Linked DNA regions of Mus musculus: region 2 is linked to region 1. Evidence: chromatin loops called from intact Hi-C (ENCODE). Cell type or tissue: heart. All regions are shown on one strand.

Region 1 (8,000 bases):
AAAACTTCAAGGTCCACCCCCAGTAATGCACTTCCTTCAAAAGACCCCACCTCCTAATCCTTGTAATCTTCCTCAAACCAGTTCTGGGCTCTAGTGACTAGACATTCAAATATATGAGCCTATGGGAACCATTCTCATTCAAACCACTAAACATAGCCAAATTCTTAGTTATTTTAGACAGTAAAGGGGCTTCTAGAATGTTAAGAATGTTGAAAATCAAACTGCTTCAAAGGAAAGTAAAAAAAAAAAAAAAAAAAAAAAAGAAAAACTGTGGAAGTAGCCAGCCTTGTACGACTGCAAAAGCAGCCTCGCTGACTGGATTTTTTTTTTTTTTAAAGATTTATTTATATGAGTACACTGTGGCTGTCTCAGACACACCAGAAGAGGGCATCAGATCCCATTACAGATGGTTGTGAGCCACCATGTGGTTGCTTTAAGATTTATGTATATGAGTACACTGTGGCTGTCTCAGACACACCAGAAGAGGGCATCAGATCCCATTACAGATGGTTGTGAGCCACCATGTGGTTGCTGGGAATTGAACTCAGGACCTTTGGATAAGAAACCAGTGTTCTTAACTGCTGAGCCATCTCTCCAGTTAGCTAACTGGATTCTTAAGGATGATTCTAGCAAATTATAAGAATAAATAGTAAAAAGAGGCAGGGACATATTTGTTAACAATATATTGAAATGGGAGCTTTCAAGTCAAGGAGCCAAACATAGTAACTAAATCATGACCATCTGATGCAAGATGCAGTCATATCCATGGTACTGAAAATAACATGATGCTTGCTTGGAGTATGATGCTATGTCACCCAAGTCACAGGATGATTATTAAAAGAACACACACACCAAAAAACATACTTATCCTAAAGAGATGGTGAGATATAACATGCCTTAAATTATATTATAGAATTTAAATAACTAGCTTTCACAATCAGTTTGTGTGTAAAATGTCATTTAAAGTGTTTTCAAATGCATTGCTCTTACAATTTATTTTCCTTTAACTCTTCTATGATATTTAAAGCGTGCATCTGCCACATTGATGATTAAATTAGCAGTTTAGATAACTTGAGTCCCTTTCCCTTTATATTTGAGATGAGGTCTAGATATGTAGTCCTGCCTGGCCTCCAATTTGTAATCCTCCTGCCTCAGCCTTGAGTGCTGGAATTGAGTGTGTGCCACCTTGACCAGCCTTTTGTTTCCTTTTTAATACTAAACCTTACAGTCAGGATTTGGAGTTCTTACATCATATATAATATGTAATAAACCAGGATGAATATTGCATATTCAATATCTCCAGTTTTAATAGTGGCATTGAAGTGGTTCTGGACCAAAAGAAGTCAGTTTGTGAATGTTGTCTGTTAAGTATTACAAAATAACAAGGAAAAAAAAACAAAATAACAAGGGTTAGAAGTTCAAAGTAAAAAACAGACATCTTTGATTTCTGATTAAGAAAAAGCACTCTACATCTTTTTTTTTTAAGTTTTCTAAGTTTGTTCCTTCTGAGAGATTAAGTAAAAAACACCTTTAAAATCATGTCAGCCTGCTTAGAATGTACATGTTAAAAAGCAATTTAAGATGAAAAAACTAGCTTTACAGTGTGTACACTTTTTCTCTAAAATAAACTTTTGTGGCTTTAGTGTCTTAGAAGGAGAGTCCTAACATGAAATGGTCATCTCTTAGATTTGGGAGGAAGGAAGCCACTGTTAACTGTGTAGTGTTACAGCATATTGCACAAAAGGTTTTGGTTTTGGTCTGGTGTAGCTTTGGCTGTCCTGAAATGAAACACTCACTATATAAACCACACTTGCCTCACAGAGATCCTCCTGCCTCTGTCTCCTGAATGTTGGGACAAAAGTATGTGCCACCCCTACCCAGCGAGAACAGTTTTTAATGAAAACTGAGCTAGATTGTCCAGTTCTGGTAAACAGTCTTCCAGTCATCTCACAACCATTATTACAACCATGTACAAAGGGACTCCACTCCACTGTCCCTGTACAAGGACTTTTGACAGTTTAGTGCTTAGTAACTAGTCTTAGTTTTCTTCCTTTTAGAAAAACTGTACATTTGATCTCTCAATTCTGTTTGCAAAGCAGTGCAGAAAACTATAATCAAATGTGACATGTCTATAAAATAATTTTGACATAACAGACATGAACAGACATAAGAACGGCTTCCAATGTTAATTGATAATCTATAAATATCATTTTGGAATTTGACTGGTTCACAAATATATCCACAAAATGTTTGCATATGGAATAATAGAAGCATATAAAACATTGTATGTAAATTGCATCTTCATACTAGCAAACAAGTTAACAAATGATAATAAATGCAATTCAGTTTTGGATGTTGGTCCACATTGTCAAGAAGTCATGTAATAATAATAAATACATATTCTACCTGCTACTTGAACCATGAGTTTTGCACACCAGAGGTTTAATGTTTAAGTGTTGGACTTTACTCACTGTATGAAACACTGATGACAAGTCACCAAATCTTCTTAAATAAGGAACTTGCAAAACAATGGGGCTTTTAAGTAATTTTCAGACACTTGATTCTGAAGAGTCATATGGTCATTTTTGAGTTTTAGATGTGGTAATGGACAAAAGCTTGAGAGTGAAGTAAAGCTTTGGAACTTCTCAGGTTGAGAAGAATTTCTGCCCAGGTCCTCTGTTTAGGACCTGCTGCTCCTGGAGCTGGTGAGGTGGCTCAACCAACTTGCTCTGCAAGGCTGAGGATCTGAGTCTACGCCCTAGATCTCATGATGGAAGGAGTGATACCAACTGTACAAAATTGTCCTGACTGTGACATGCATGTGCATGCAAACATGCATGTAAAATAAAAAGGAACTGCTGTTCCTGGGGCTGGGGGATGTCTCATTAAAATCCAAGTGCAAGTGTGTGGATCCAGAGCACCCACTTAAAACAAAGCAAAACTAGGGTTAGTGGCACTGAGGAAATGGACTCATGAGATCCCTAGATCCCTACAGGTTTAGTGAGAGACCACATCTCAAAGCCCGCTGTGGTAGTGTACGTCTTTAATCCCAGTATTTGGGAAGCAGAGGCAGGACGAATTCTGTGTCTCAAGATCAGTTCCGGATACAAAAGTAACTGCTGTTCCTAATAAAATGTGTGTGTGTGTGTGTGTGTGTGTGTGTTCCTGATAAAGGAACATACTAATAAAAATAATTGCTGTTCCTGATAAAAAAATAAATATAATATATGCAATATTAATCTTCTGGGGGGATTAAGATAGCTTGTAAAAAAAGGATATGTATCCTCAATCTAGAAAAACATTTATGTCATACACTTTAAATTTCCAAATTATCTCAGCCACAGAGTGGTGGTAGTGGTGCACTCCTTTAATCCCAGCACTCCAGAGGCAGAGACAGATCTCTTCACCTGCTTTACAGAACAAGTTCCATGACAGCCAGAGCTACACAGAGAAACCCAGTCTCAAAGTCTCAATGAAATGCACATATTCTAAAAGTCTTAGATGGTTAAGCTACAGTCAGCTGTTCATGAGTTGAAAATTTGAAAGGGTTTCTTAAAAAAAAAAAAAAGCTCTCTAGTTAGGTAATATGAGGAAGGAGAATGTTTTAGAGGTAAGAAAGGACTGTTATAAGCATGTCTTTACTAACTTATCTACAAAATTTCCCCCTTTGGATAAAGACATAGATTCAAGATGGTTCACACAGCCCGGAAGTCTCACAGGCAGCATGATGTCAGCAGAGTGAGCACACTTTCCGCAGTGATGCTTTGGCCACCTGTTTAATCTCACTGTCAACAGGATAAAACTGATTTCCTTAGTGATCAGAGATGACAAGAATATAAAATTAATAGAAGATAACATAAACTAAATTGTAATCCATTGCTAAAAGAAGAAAACATTGAAATCACATTAAAAAGTCTAGTAGCCAGGTGAGTACTAGTGAAACAGAGGGAGGGTGTCCATTGCAAGTAAGTACAAAGTCAGGTCTACAGAGACCTTGTCTTAGTAAGTAAATAAAAACCTAAACACTGATAGCTACTTTAATGACATCATATTTGCCAGTTTGAAGAGTATTTGTGGCTTATAGAAGATCCAAAAAAAAAAAAGATGTAGTAGAGAAAAAGTTATGCTAAGAACATACAAAAAGGTAAGTGAAAGGCTAAGAAAAAATGATTCTACAGGTTAAAAAAATGTTTCTGTAAATATGAGTAGTATAAATTAAAACTTTAGAGCATAAAGAGGGTATTCTTTGATTATAGAGAATTCATTAGAAATATATATGAGCTCTGACACAGGTCTGAGAACATAGACTGCAGCTGACAATGAAGTGATAACACAAGGCAAATATATAAAGCAACAAAAAGTAACGAGGGCATGGATTTATATCAACAGACTATTAATGGGCTCTGATAAACTTTAAATACATGTGAAATATTTACAAAAACTCTGAGGCCACAAAATAAAGCCCAGGAATACCAAAGACATCTGCAAGACTTTTAAGCAACAGTCTAAATCATCTATGAAACTAGATCGGGTAGCACACATCTAAAATCTAGCTCTGGAATTCAAGGCCAGCCTGAGGTGCATAGCATGACCCTGAGTCATAATAATCTTATTTGCCTATTAAGACACTGCAAGGGAAATTCTAATATGCCAGTGTGCTTGAAATTAGAATTCTAGAATGTTAAATCATGTTGAAAATTGAGAGTGCTTCTATGAATGTAAACATTCCTTAAACTACAAATGAATCCATTAAATTGCAGGTTTTTGTTTTTGATGTGCAATCATTCCTGTGTGTACGTAAATTACGTGTTCATTATAAAGTATCTTCACACAAGCTCCATCCGGCAGGCACGGTGCTTTGTTTTCAAACAGCTTTGAGAAAGTTCTGTACATGAGATCAGCTTTTTTGTTTGTAGATTTTATTTTTATAACGTGAGTTTATGTGAGTATAGGTTTGTGTACATGAGTGCTATGTCGATAGGAGCCAGAAGGTGGCATCAGAGCCCCTGGACGTGGATAACAGGAGGCTAGCTGACAGCATTGAGTACTGATAGGCAAATATGGCTCTCTCCCACAGCAGCTAGGTCTCACTCACTATGTCGGTATCTCCTACCCCTGAGATGTGCACAGTGTCTGAAAAGCATGAAACTTGTGAAGTGATGCCTTGCTTGCAGGATAACGTGTTCATTTAAATATGTGTGGAGGTTGGCCTTAATTGTCTCAAGGATACTGCAGCCAAAGACAAAAAGGTCCTAAATGAGGACCTCACTCAGCATAGAACCTTTTAAAAGTGCCCGCTAGCCTATTCCTCTTATTCCTAACTATAAATTGCCCTTGGAGACACAGGCCCCCACTAAGACGACTCATCTTTGTTGATAGACCCCCTGACCACCCAGGTGCCATCATCTCTGATTTGCTGTCTTTCCAAATGAATCTTTCCTTGCCTCACTTCTTGTCCTGGAATCACTGGCATTTGGGGATAGCAATCTAGACCTGGATTGGAACACTATTAGGAGTTGAGATAAAACACAGACACAGAGAGAACACACTATTGAGGATCTTCAGAAAACAAGTCACTACTTTGGATCTTTTTGCATCTGATTAAAAAATCTCAAAACAATTAGGCTAAAAAGCAAACCCCTGTCGGATTATTTACTAGCAACTAATGTAAAGATCCATACCACTACTCTTTCTTCAAAACATTTTTAGAGGAAAATGACTTAGCCTAGGTCACTCACATATGGCTCAAAATAAATTTGTAAGATTGGTAGCCCAGGTTAGCCTGGAACTCCTTAGAGTCCAAGAATGGACTGACTCAACCCCAGTGCGTCGCTGTGTCCAACCTTTAATATCTGTCCGGGCAGCGGGTTGCTGGGAAAGAAGAAACTAGAACCCAAGGACATGTCCACGCTTGGAAAGCATTTTACCACTTAGGTACATCCCCAGGCTTTTTTTACTTTAGAGTCGGTGTTTTCCCTATACAGTTCATCTTAAAGCACCACACATTAATAGCTGTAAAAAAGGAAAATGGCACAACGGTGTACATGGTGGGCTGGCGGGTTCGGGGCTGTTCTAAGGAAAGTAATGGACTTTTCCCCCTAGTTCTCTTTAGGCCAAACCTACACACTTATTTAAAAGACTTTCTGCGGGAAGCCAAAGCCCTATTATCCTTCAGGTCAAAACGTAACCTATTATTAGCGTCCGCGCTACGGTCAGTCGTACACTGACCGCTTTCCGTCAAACTTAAAACCCACTTCCGGCCTAGAGCGAGGGAAAGCCCCTGCTGCGCATGCGTGTCGGTCTCCGCCTCTAAGAAGTGGAGAGTGTGCTGACGTCACCGCCAGGCTGGCTCGTTCGGAGACCGGCGGGAATTTTTCAAAATGGGAGCTCCGGGGCGCCGCCCAGGCCTCGGGAGGTACCGGGGGTACCTTTCGGTGGCGTTGGCGGCGTCGCCAGCGGCGGCGTAGAGAAGGCGTCCTGATGGGCGCCAAGACCTGCTGGCTTCTCGGAGCGCTGCCTCGGAGGGACTGCGAGAAGGCCGAGCCCCGGGCGCCGGCGGCTCGGGAACATGGCGGCGTGCATCGGGGAGAGGATCGAGGTGAGGCCGGCGGGCGCGGAGCTGAGGGAAGGTCCGATGGAGGCGGACTCTGGTATTCCGGGACCCAGTGAGCTGAGGTGAACCGAGCGCAGTGCTGAGGGGAGGTCCATTGTGGCTCGGCACAAACACACGGGAGACCAGACGGGTTAGCGGGCTGAGGCTGAGGCCCAGTCTGGCTCAGGCGCTCACTGGTGCTCAGTGACACTAGTAAAGCGGGGATGAGGCGGGCAGGCGCGGTGGCGGTGGCGGGGCTGATCGCCGAGGGACAGGCGAAGCGACCCGCCCCCTGGAGCCCCGCCCGGAGGGGAGCGCCTTGTACCCCGCAGGTGTGTCTCCAGCTGCGGGCCCCGCCCGGTCCTGGTCCCTTGGCGTCGGGTCCGCACTCCCGCCTCCAAAGCCGCGCTCCGCTTGCCCCCTCCCCGGGGATGGCGGTTACCGTGGCGGGAGCTGCGGCGGGAACCTGGTGGGCCAGAGGAGGGACCCGAGCTAACCAGCTCATTAGAGTCCTTAGCCTCCATCAGGGAGGGAGCTCAGAAAATCTCTCAGAGCGTCAAGATGCCTTCCACCCCAGACACCTGCATCATCGAGGTGTGGCAGCTGCTTGAACCATGTCTCCTTTTCTCTTTGGCCCATTTCACATCCCATCCCCTACCCAACTTTCTTACTTTCTAGATCTGCGATTCCTCACGTGTAATCCTTAATTTTTTTTTTAAAAGGACTTTAAGGTTGGAAATCTACTCGGTAAAGGATCATTTGCTGGTGTCTACAGAGCTGAGTCCATACACACTGGTTTGGAAGTTGCAATCAAAATGGTAAGAATGTATTAGTTATTGTTTCTTCAGTATTTTTGCAAGGTACTAGAGAGCAATGAAGGCATGCTATTTAAAATGTCCCACTCATTATCTGCTAAAGACTGCACCTTGCCACCCTGCCAAATGTGTGCATTTGTAATAATTGCATAATACATTGCATAACCAAAAGACAGCTGTTAAGTACAGCATCTGAATTTAAGGACATTTAAGAGACTCTTAACCTTGCTTAAGTGAAGTTTTATACTTTACTAGGGTTCAGGAGACCAGTACATTTTGTTGCTATGAATACTTAAGGTAATGAGAAGTCAGCAATTTATAATAATAATATGCTCATTTGTGGCTGTAACGGTCCAAGAATACCATTATGGTCAGCCTGTGATCCCAGTTCTGAAGAGTTGGGAAAAAGAAAATCCTAACTCCAGGGCCAATCTCTGCTATCACATAAATGCACTGGACATACTGGGAATGTACTCTGTTAGGTCGAGGGCAGAGCACAGATAGGAGTAAACTGACTTCAAAGACTATATTAAAAAAAAAAGACTTCTTACAATTATAGGTTGTTGTTTGAGCTTTTGTCTGGGCTTAGGGGT
Region 2 (8,000 bases), 190 kb after region 1:
GACATGTGTTTTGCAGTCTTACAAGAGTATGCAGTAAGTGGGCACACTGTCTTTCATACAGGGAATGTGAATGTAGGAGTAATTGCTACTGTAGTTTAGATATTTTTCAGTCAGGAAATCGTATGTATTTAGACTGTGACTTAATAGCAGTTGAAATCTTATAGTTCAATGTTCAGGTTGAAGACTTCACAGTTTTGGTCCTCACGTGGAGTGACCATCATAATTGGTGACTCAGATATTCTTTTTTTTATTATTAGATATTTTCTTTATTTACATTTCAAATGCTATCCCAAAAGTTCCCTATATCCTCCCCCTACCCTGCTCCCCTACCCACCCACTCCCACTTCTTGGCCCTGGCATTCCCCTATACTGGGGCATATAAAGTTTGCAAGACCAAGGGGCCTCTCTTCCCAGTGATGGCCGACTAGGCCATCTTCTGCTACATATGCAGCTGGAGACAGGAGCTCTAGAATTTATGAAATTCTTGGGCAAATGGATGTATCTGGAGAATATCAACCTTAGTGAGGTAACCCAATCACAAAAGAAGTCACTTGATATGCACTCACTAATAAGTGGATATTAGCCGAGAAACTTAGAATACTCAAGATACAATTTGCAAAACACAAGAAAATCAAGAAGAATGAAGACCAAAGTGTGGATATTTCATTCCTCCTTAGAATAGGGAACAAAACACCCATGGAAGGAGTTACAGAGACAAAGTTTGGAGCTAAGATGAAAGGATGGACCATCCAGAGACTACCCCACCCAGGGATGCATCCCATAACCAGCCACCAAACCCAGACATTATTGCATATGCCAGCAAGATTTTGCTGAAAGGACCCTGATATAGCTGTCTTGTGTGAGGCTATGCCAGTGCCTGGCAAATACAGAAGTGGATGATCACGGTCATCTATAGGATGGAACACAGGGCCCCCAATGGAGAAGCTACAGAAAGTACCCAAGGAGCTAAAGAGGTCTGCAACCCTATAGGTGGAACAATATGAACTAACCAGTACCCCCAGAGCTCGTATCTCTAGCTGCATATGACTCAGATATTCTTAAAGCTGTAACGATTGTGATGTTCTGTATAAGTGTTGGTGAAATTCCTTCATTCAAGAGCTTTCCTTTTGAATAGTTAAAAGAGTGAATCGTGCAAGCCTTTCATACTTGAAAACCATGGAAAGGTTTTGAAATTGATATCATGTTTTTGTGCAGGAAAAATCCATATTAAGGCAAGATGAAATACAGTTTATAGGTAAGATGAACCAGTATTTTAATTGCAGAACTGATTTAAAATTTTAGTTTCTACCCCAAACTCTCCAAGAATTGGAAGTCCATTGACCCCAAAGAAAAATACTGTAACAAATACCCTCCAAGTGGTATCAGAGGTTTGTCTACCAGCGTACCTGACCTGGACTCAGAACCAGGGTTCTGAAGAGGGTGGATGTGAATCATCGCCTGTCCCCAGTGACACTGAATGTAAGTGTACAAACCCAATGAATGTGTGCCTTGGATATAATGTATAATTAAGGAATTTTCTGTTTGTCATATATGCAGATTTTGAAAGGTTTTAGAAAGTGGAATTGTGAACTCCAAGAGAAACTTGGGGTTACTTTTTAAATTTTTCTTATTTCATATAATGGTTTGCTTGCATGTGTATCTGTGTGACGGTATGAGTTACAGACAGTTGTAAGCTGCCATGTGGGTGATGGGAATTGATCCCAGGTCCTCTGAAATAGCAGCCAGCACTCTTAACCACTGAGCCATCTCTACTCTCTAAGTGACTAGTTTAAATTTGAATAATATTTCTATTTTTCTAACGTTTAAAATTTTCCAAATTTTGAAAGAATATAATTATTCCTAAGGCTCCTAGGGCACATTGCAGGCTTCAGCATGTTAGGGTGAATTACTTTAGAAAATAAACAGATGATTGTAAACAGGCCAGAGAAAACTATCTTGCATTTTTTGATTGTTGACAGATACACAACTTACTATAAAATGTTGTTACTTTAGCTGAATAACTACTTGGTGCAATTAAAAGTCTGAAAACAAGTAAAATTGTGGGCTTATGTGGGCGTGAGTAACTTGTCCTGTGATGGGTGCAGTGGTTTTATAGAGTGCTTATTATTATAGAATGGGGAAAGCGGATGAAGGATGGGCCACATCCACCATCTCTTACAGTTATGTGAACTTACAGTTACTGCAAAATTAGCTCATTAAAGTTTAGAATAAGTGCTGCTTGGATGCTCAAATGCGGAAGGTAAGCTCTCAAGGAAAGGTAATCAAAAATACGTGGCTGAACTGTGGGAAGAAAAAATGCTGGAATTTTAAAGGCTTATAAACCAGGTTCTTTATCCTGGAGACCAGAGGTACAGAGAGGAAGCTGGAATTTCAAAGACTGCATTTGTCTAGGTCAGCAAACACTTTTTGTTTTAATGGGGGGAGGGGTGTACTCTGTGTCTGGTGGATGCCAGAAGCACAGCTGATGACCCACGGGGCTCTAAGGGCCCTACATATTCTAAAGTATCACCAAGTCCAAAGTCAACAGTGCTGATTGAAGAAACCGTAATAAGCAAGGCAAAACCTTTAATCCCAGCAAAGGCAGGCGGTTCTCTGTGTGTTCGAGGACAGCCAGGGCTACACAGAGAAACCTTGTCTTGAAAAAAATAAAATAATAAAAAAATAAAAAGGAAGGAAAGAAAAGAATTTTTTTTCTTTTTTCCTTTTCCCTTTTCTCTTTTCTCTTTTCTTTTTGGTTTTTCGAGACAGGGTTTCTCTGTATAGCCCTGGCTGTTCTGGAACTCACTTTGTAGACCAGGCTGGCCTTGAATTCCAGAGTGCTGGGATTAGAGGCATGCGCCACTATGCCCGCCCACCCCCCCCCCCCTCTCTCTCTTTATTCTAATACTAAAGATACAAATCAGGGTTCAAGTATACTAGGCAAGTGCTCTACCACTGAACTACATCCCAGCCCCTGAAACAGTTAGACATGGTGTATTTAGATGCTGTCAGAAAAGCACCACACTCCAAAGTATGTACTTCAAAGGCTAAAGCACCTTTGGGGAAAAAAAAAAATCAGGTCATCTCTGATCTCTTACAACCTTCCTGGGTAGTTGTGGGGGATTGTGTTTCTTTACTAAGGCATGAAAACATTACAATATCTTATTTTGATATCCCCTTCCGTATCTAAAATGCCTACATTTCGAAGGCTATTTTTCCAGTAGCACGTGAGATTATAATTCATCTTAAAACTGATAATTTCTATGATAAGGAGTGTCAGAGAACAACTTTAGTCATCAGTTTAGGGATCAAATTCAAGTCCTAGGGCTTGCTAGTAAGTGGTATTTCCTACTGAACCATCTCTCCAGCTCTGTTCTATCAGTTTTGTTTGTGTGTTGAAGTCCTCTCTTTCAGAATATTTGTTGCCCCTCAATAATTATGACTATTGATTTGTGATTCTTACCAGCATTAGTTAAGTTGTAGACTTTGTCTTGTGGATATGAATACAGCCTGCTGAGCGTTGGGCCATTTTCATGAATGTCAGGTACAGCCCATACCCTTGACTGAGTTTCTACAGATTTGGACTTCTGTCCCACACCTTGGCAGAGAACAGACATCTGACTCTGGATCTCAGCCATTACAAAAACAAGTCGTGTTTTTCTCTGATAGGTACAGTTCGTTTCTGTTCTTTACTGATGAGATTATAGTTTATCCTTCTACCCCTGCTTGACTACATGTTCCTAAATAAAGGGAAGGAAGCTGCTTTGCAGTTGGTTTCCAAAATGCTTCTCTTTGAATGCTGCCTGCTGTCCGTTCCCGTTTTTGTGCTTTCCATTTGAAAGCTTTCTAGGATCATAGTGAGAGCAGTGTCTTCTGTCTTCTTTGCTATAATACTGGCTGGTTGCTGGTTCTTGTGTCATCAGTATAATCTCGTGAACTTTGTGCTTTCTAGAAACTCATAGTTCTTGACCTCATTTATTCATTGTTAAGTGAACTTTAAACATTATTTATACATTGTACATTATTATTGAACATAAACATGTAGTTATGTCATTTTCAACCCAAAATAAAAATCTATTGAAAACAAATTTTAATGAGTAGAGGGCATGGGTATGGAGATCAAAAGAAAATATGAGGAAGGAAGTCAGTTCTCTACTGTGTGGGTCCTGGGGATTGAACCCAAATCATCAGACTTGGAGGCAAGTGCCTTTAGCTGCTGAGCCTTCCTTTTAGCTCAATACAAAATCATTCCCTACAAGTTGAAAGGTTGGTGTTTGATTATTTAGGCTCCCCCTGTCCCATATACCCTACATATAGTCTTAAAAAATATATTCAGGATTGCCTCTCCTCTCTCCTCTCCTCTCCTCTCCTCTCCTCTCCCTCTCCTCCCCTCTCCTCCCCTCTCCCCTCTCCCCTCCCCCCCTCTCTCTCCTGTATGTGTGCACCACATACTTGCAGTGTCTGCAGAGGCCAGAAAAGGTTATTGACTCCCCTGGCACTGAGTTAGATTTGGTTTGAGCTACTAAGTAGGTACTAGGAGTTGAACCAGAAGAGCTGGTCTTCTTCCAGCGGACCTAGGCTAGGGAGATGGCTCTGTTGATAAAGGGTTTGCCTTGTTATCATTAGAGCCTGAATTTGGATCTCCAGTACCATATAAAACTTTAGGAATGGCATTGTGTGCCTGTAACCCTTGTTCTGGACAGATGGAGATAGGAGGATCAGTCTAGCCAGAACTTCAACCTCCAGGTGCAATGCAAGACTCCATCTCCAAAAATAAAGTGGAGGGGCTGGAGCGATGGCTCAGCAATTAAAATCACTGTCTACACTTCCTGAGGCACCCACATAGCTGCTCACATTTTCAAGTCCAGTTCCATGGTCTATGATGCCCTCTTCTGACCTCTACAGGCACTGCCCATTTGTAGCACAAACATATAAAAGCAGGGAAAAGTACCCATATACATAAAAATAAATAAAAGGAGCAACCCTGAAAAATCTGTTTGAATTCAACAACTAGTAATAAATAAGGTGGAGGACAATTTCTGACCAAAACACGCACATGTATACAAACATGTATATACACACAGTATATTCTGCATCTTATAAAGTATATTCACACATAGACAGTTTTTCTAGGGCAGTACCCGGCTCACCTTGTCACCTTGTCAACTAATGACAACAAATCGACATGACTAAGAATTCTGAAAGAAAGGGATTACTTTGTTTTAGGCATATGAGGCTGAAAGGTAAAGTTGGGTCAGAGAGTGGCATGTGACAGCAAAGCAGAAGTGTTTGGTGTGCTCAGATTTAGGCCAGACTAGATGCTAATTCGGCTCTGCCAGAAGGATCTTCATAGCTGAAGCTTGGGCATGTCGCATCAACCATAGCTATTTTACATGAACACAAGGAAGTGTACCTTTTAGCATTAGAGCAGATTTAATATGAAAACAACCCCACAGATTGTATGTATACATTGTGTATCATGATGTACAAAGGCTCAGCCATAGAGAGCTTTCTATGTGATCCTAAAAGGTTTTATTTTTCTTGTCTTTCTGAATGCACATGTCTAATAATTAATTATAATAAATAATAAATAATTTCCATGTCTAGGCCTTGCTTCCTTGTGATTCAGCAAGTCAGTGCCTTGTGGCAGATGAAGTAAGGGCCACCCCAAATTTAGGGAGTCTGTATCAATCCTTTTACTCAACCTTGTGTGTGTGTATGTGTGTGTGTGTGTGTGTGTGTGTGTGTGTGTGTGTGTTTCAAGTTCAACCAGAACAGTTGCTTAGTTCTCTATTAGAATTTGCCTACTAATCTGATCATTGAGTATACTCGTGTTGGATAACACTCGTATAGGACGTTTTTCTTCAGAAAAATAAATAAAAATAATATTTTATAGGGATGAAAGTTTTTTTGTTATCTTATATAAAATACTACGTTGTTCCTTCAGGAATCAACATCTGTATCTGAAGAGACATCATATCATCTAAATTTGCCAGAGGAAACAGAACAAGAAACACTACTTTTTGCTTGATGAAGAAACAGAGCAGACAGGAAGGAAGGAAAACACACATACATACTGGTTGGTCTGATTATGATTCAGATTATGAAATTACTGACCAAGATGTAAACAAGATTTTGATTGTAACTTAGACAGCCTTATGTGGGAGAGCATCATGGAGGAGACCAAACAGGCACACATGTATCACAAACAAAAATTACATCAGAACTTGCTGAAGTTTCCGTGATGGCTTGTATTACTGTGTGAACAGGATCTGTGCACGGAGAGTGAAAATACACATGAAGCCATAAAGGTAACAGTTTCTGGCAGCATGGTTCAGCTGATAGTTTGTTGCTTATTTTCTTAAATTTAGGGGTTTATTTCATACATTTTGAGTATAGATAAATTATACCCAATATATAGATAAAGATAGAGATAATGCAAATATGTTTGATAATCACAACCTTTAAGGAGTAATTTTAGGTGATAATATAATGAATACTTTCATCATCAAAAAATATTTGCTGACTAAAGCTTGTGGGGAAAAATGCAGTTTCTAATAAGGAATGAAAAAATGACTGTGGACAGGCCTACTTGATGTACTCATTCTAATTTTATTCTCTTGCATTTCACCACAGACTCCGGCCTCTACTCTATTACGCTAAGGTAGAAGAGAGAACAAAATAGCTGTCTGATCTCCAAATCTCTTCATTTATACTGGTACAGTTAGGAACGTAAGGGTTTCTTTTTCTGCTGCAAACAGTTGTAGGAAGAAAAGCTAGTCGCTGAATAGAGGGGATGGCCTATAATGGGCTTGGTGTGAGTAAGAGGCATGACCTTGGAAGTTTCATTATTGCTTGTAGTCACTGCCTTTTTAGAGAACATGCCACTGATATAGCATGTCACTGATATAGCATGCCACTGATAGAGCATGTCAGTGACTTAAATCTTGGACAGTTTTCTGCCCATCTTGCTGCTGTGGGAAAGAAGACTTTTTTATTTTAGTTTACTTAATTTTATGTGCATTAATGTGAGGGTGTCAGATCCTGGAACTGGAGATACAGACAATTGTGAGCTGCCATATGGGTACTGGGATTGAACCCAGATCCTCTGAAAGAACAGCAATTGCTCCTAACTGTTGAGCCATCTTCTCCAGCCCAAGAAGTATGTTTTTATGAAGTTTAGATAATAGGGTTTTATTCATAAAAACACATTCATTGAGAGAGAGGGTGGAGGGACATGTACACATGTCACAATGCAAGTGTGGTGATCAGAGGATAACTTGAAGGAGTTGATTCTCCTTCTGTATAGGTCCTGAGGATTGAACTCAGTTCCTTAGGCATGTCAGCAAACACCCTTACTTGCTAAGCATCTTGCCCACCCTGCTAACATTATTTCTGATGCTTGGTTCGAGAGTTGATGTCTATCTGAGATCATTTGTGTAACAGAAATATAAATATATTCTACTAATTGCTGGGCATGGTGCCATAGGCCTGTAGTATGCCAGTTACTTGGAAGTACTCCCAGCAGGAGTAGTGCAAGTTCAAGTCTAGCCTGATCAATTTCACAAAACTCTGCCTCAAAATAGAAAGGGACTGTGGCTGGGTGGTAGATGATTAGCATGATTGAGGCTATTTCCATGTTGTAATCACTGTCCTTGGTTCTGACTTTGTGCTGCATGTGCAATTTCTAATTCCATTAGTGCTGCGCCTGTGGGTCAGCTGAGTACCATAGTCATTGATTGCCAGAGTGTCCCCAGGCATAAGATATGAGGATTTGAAACTGAACAGACATTAAATAAGCCCACAATTAGCAGTAACCACTCACGGATGATAATGATCAATGTTCTAAAAGAATAAACATGCCAGATTAGACAAAGTGGACCTTTGGAAAGGAACGTGTAAAAAGCAGGGAAAGTAGTCCAGGAGGAGGAGTCAGTAAAGCATCTAGGATCTGAAAGGGGACACTGAGAAGTCAGTTAGCTTATAAAAAGATGATGGCT

The links. Hi-C counts contacts between places; a loop is a spot of excess contacts. Peaks named below come from ENCODE experiments on the same cell type or tissue, not always from the same donor. Only the 100,000 strongest peaks of a DNase experiment are listed, where the experiment ranks them.
Region 2: a loop joins it to region 1, with 4 times the contacts of the local background. A loop is called at or near these places in 5 of 42 quality-filtered maps.

What each region holds. Positions count from the first base shown.
Region 1 is chr3:40,793,686-40,801,685 of GRCm38, forward strand. It overlaps Plk4 (polo like kinase 4), which reads left to right and starts at 6,266. Exons shown (of 16, transcript NM_011495.2): 1 at 6,266-6,598; 2 at 7,315-7,410. The coding sequence starts at 6,569. It also overlaps a transcript of Hspa4l not described here. In heart, CTCF peaks have their summits at 442 (motif pointing right), 4,990 (motif pointing right) and 6,400; a DNase peak (open chromatin) is centred at 6,326; H3K4me3 peaks cover 2,343 bases; H3K27ac peaks cover 1,638 bases.
Region 2 is chr3:40,984,043-40,992,042 of GRCm38, forward strand. It overlaps a transcript of Larp1b not described here. Among named protein-coding and RNA genes, the nearest start is that of Gm22043, 4.6 kb to the right of the region's middle. In heart, a CTCF peak has its summit at 4,901 (motif pointing left); no DNase peak of the experiment used is centred here.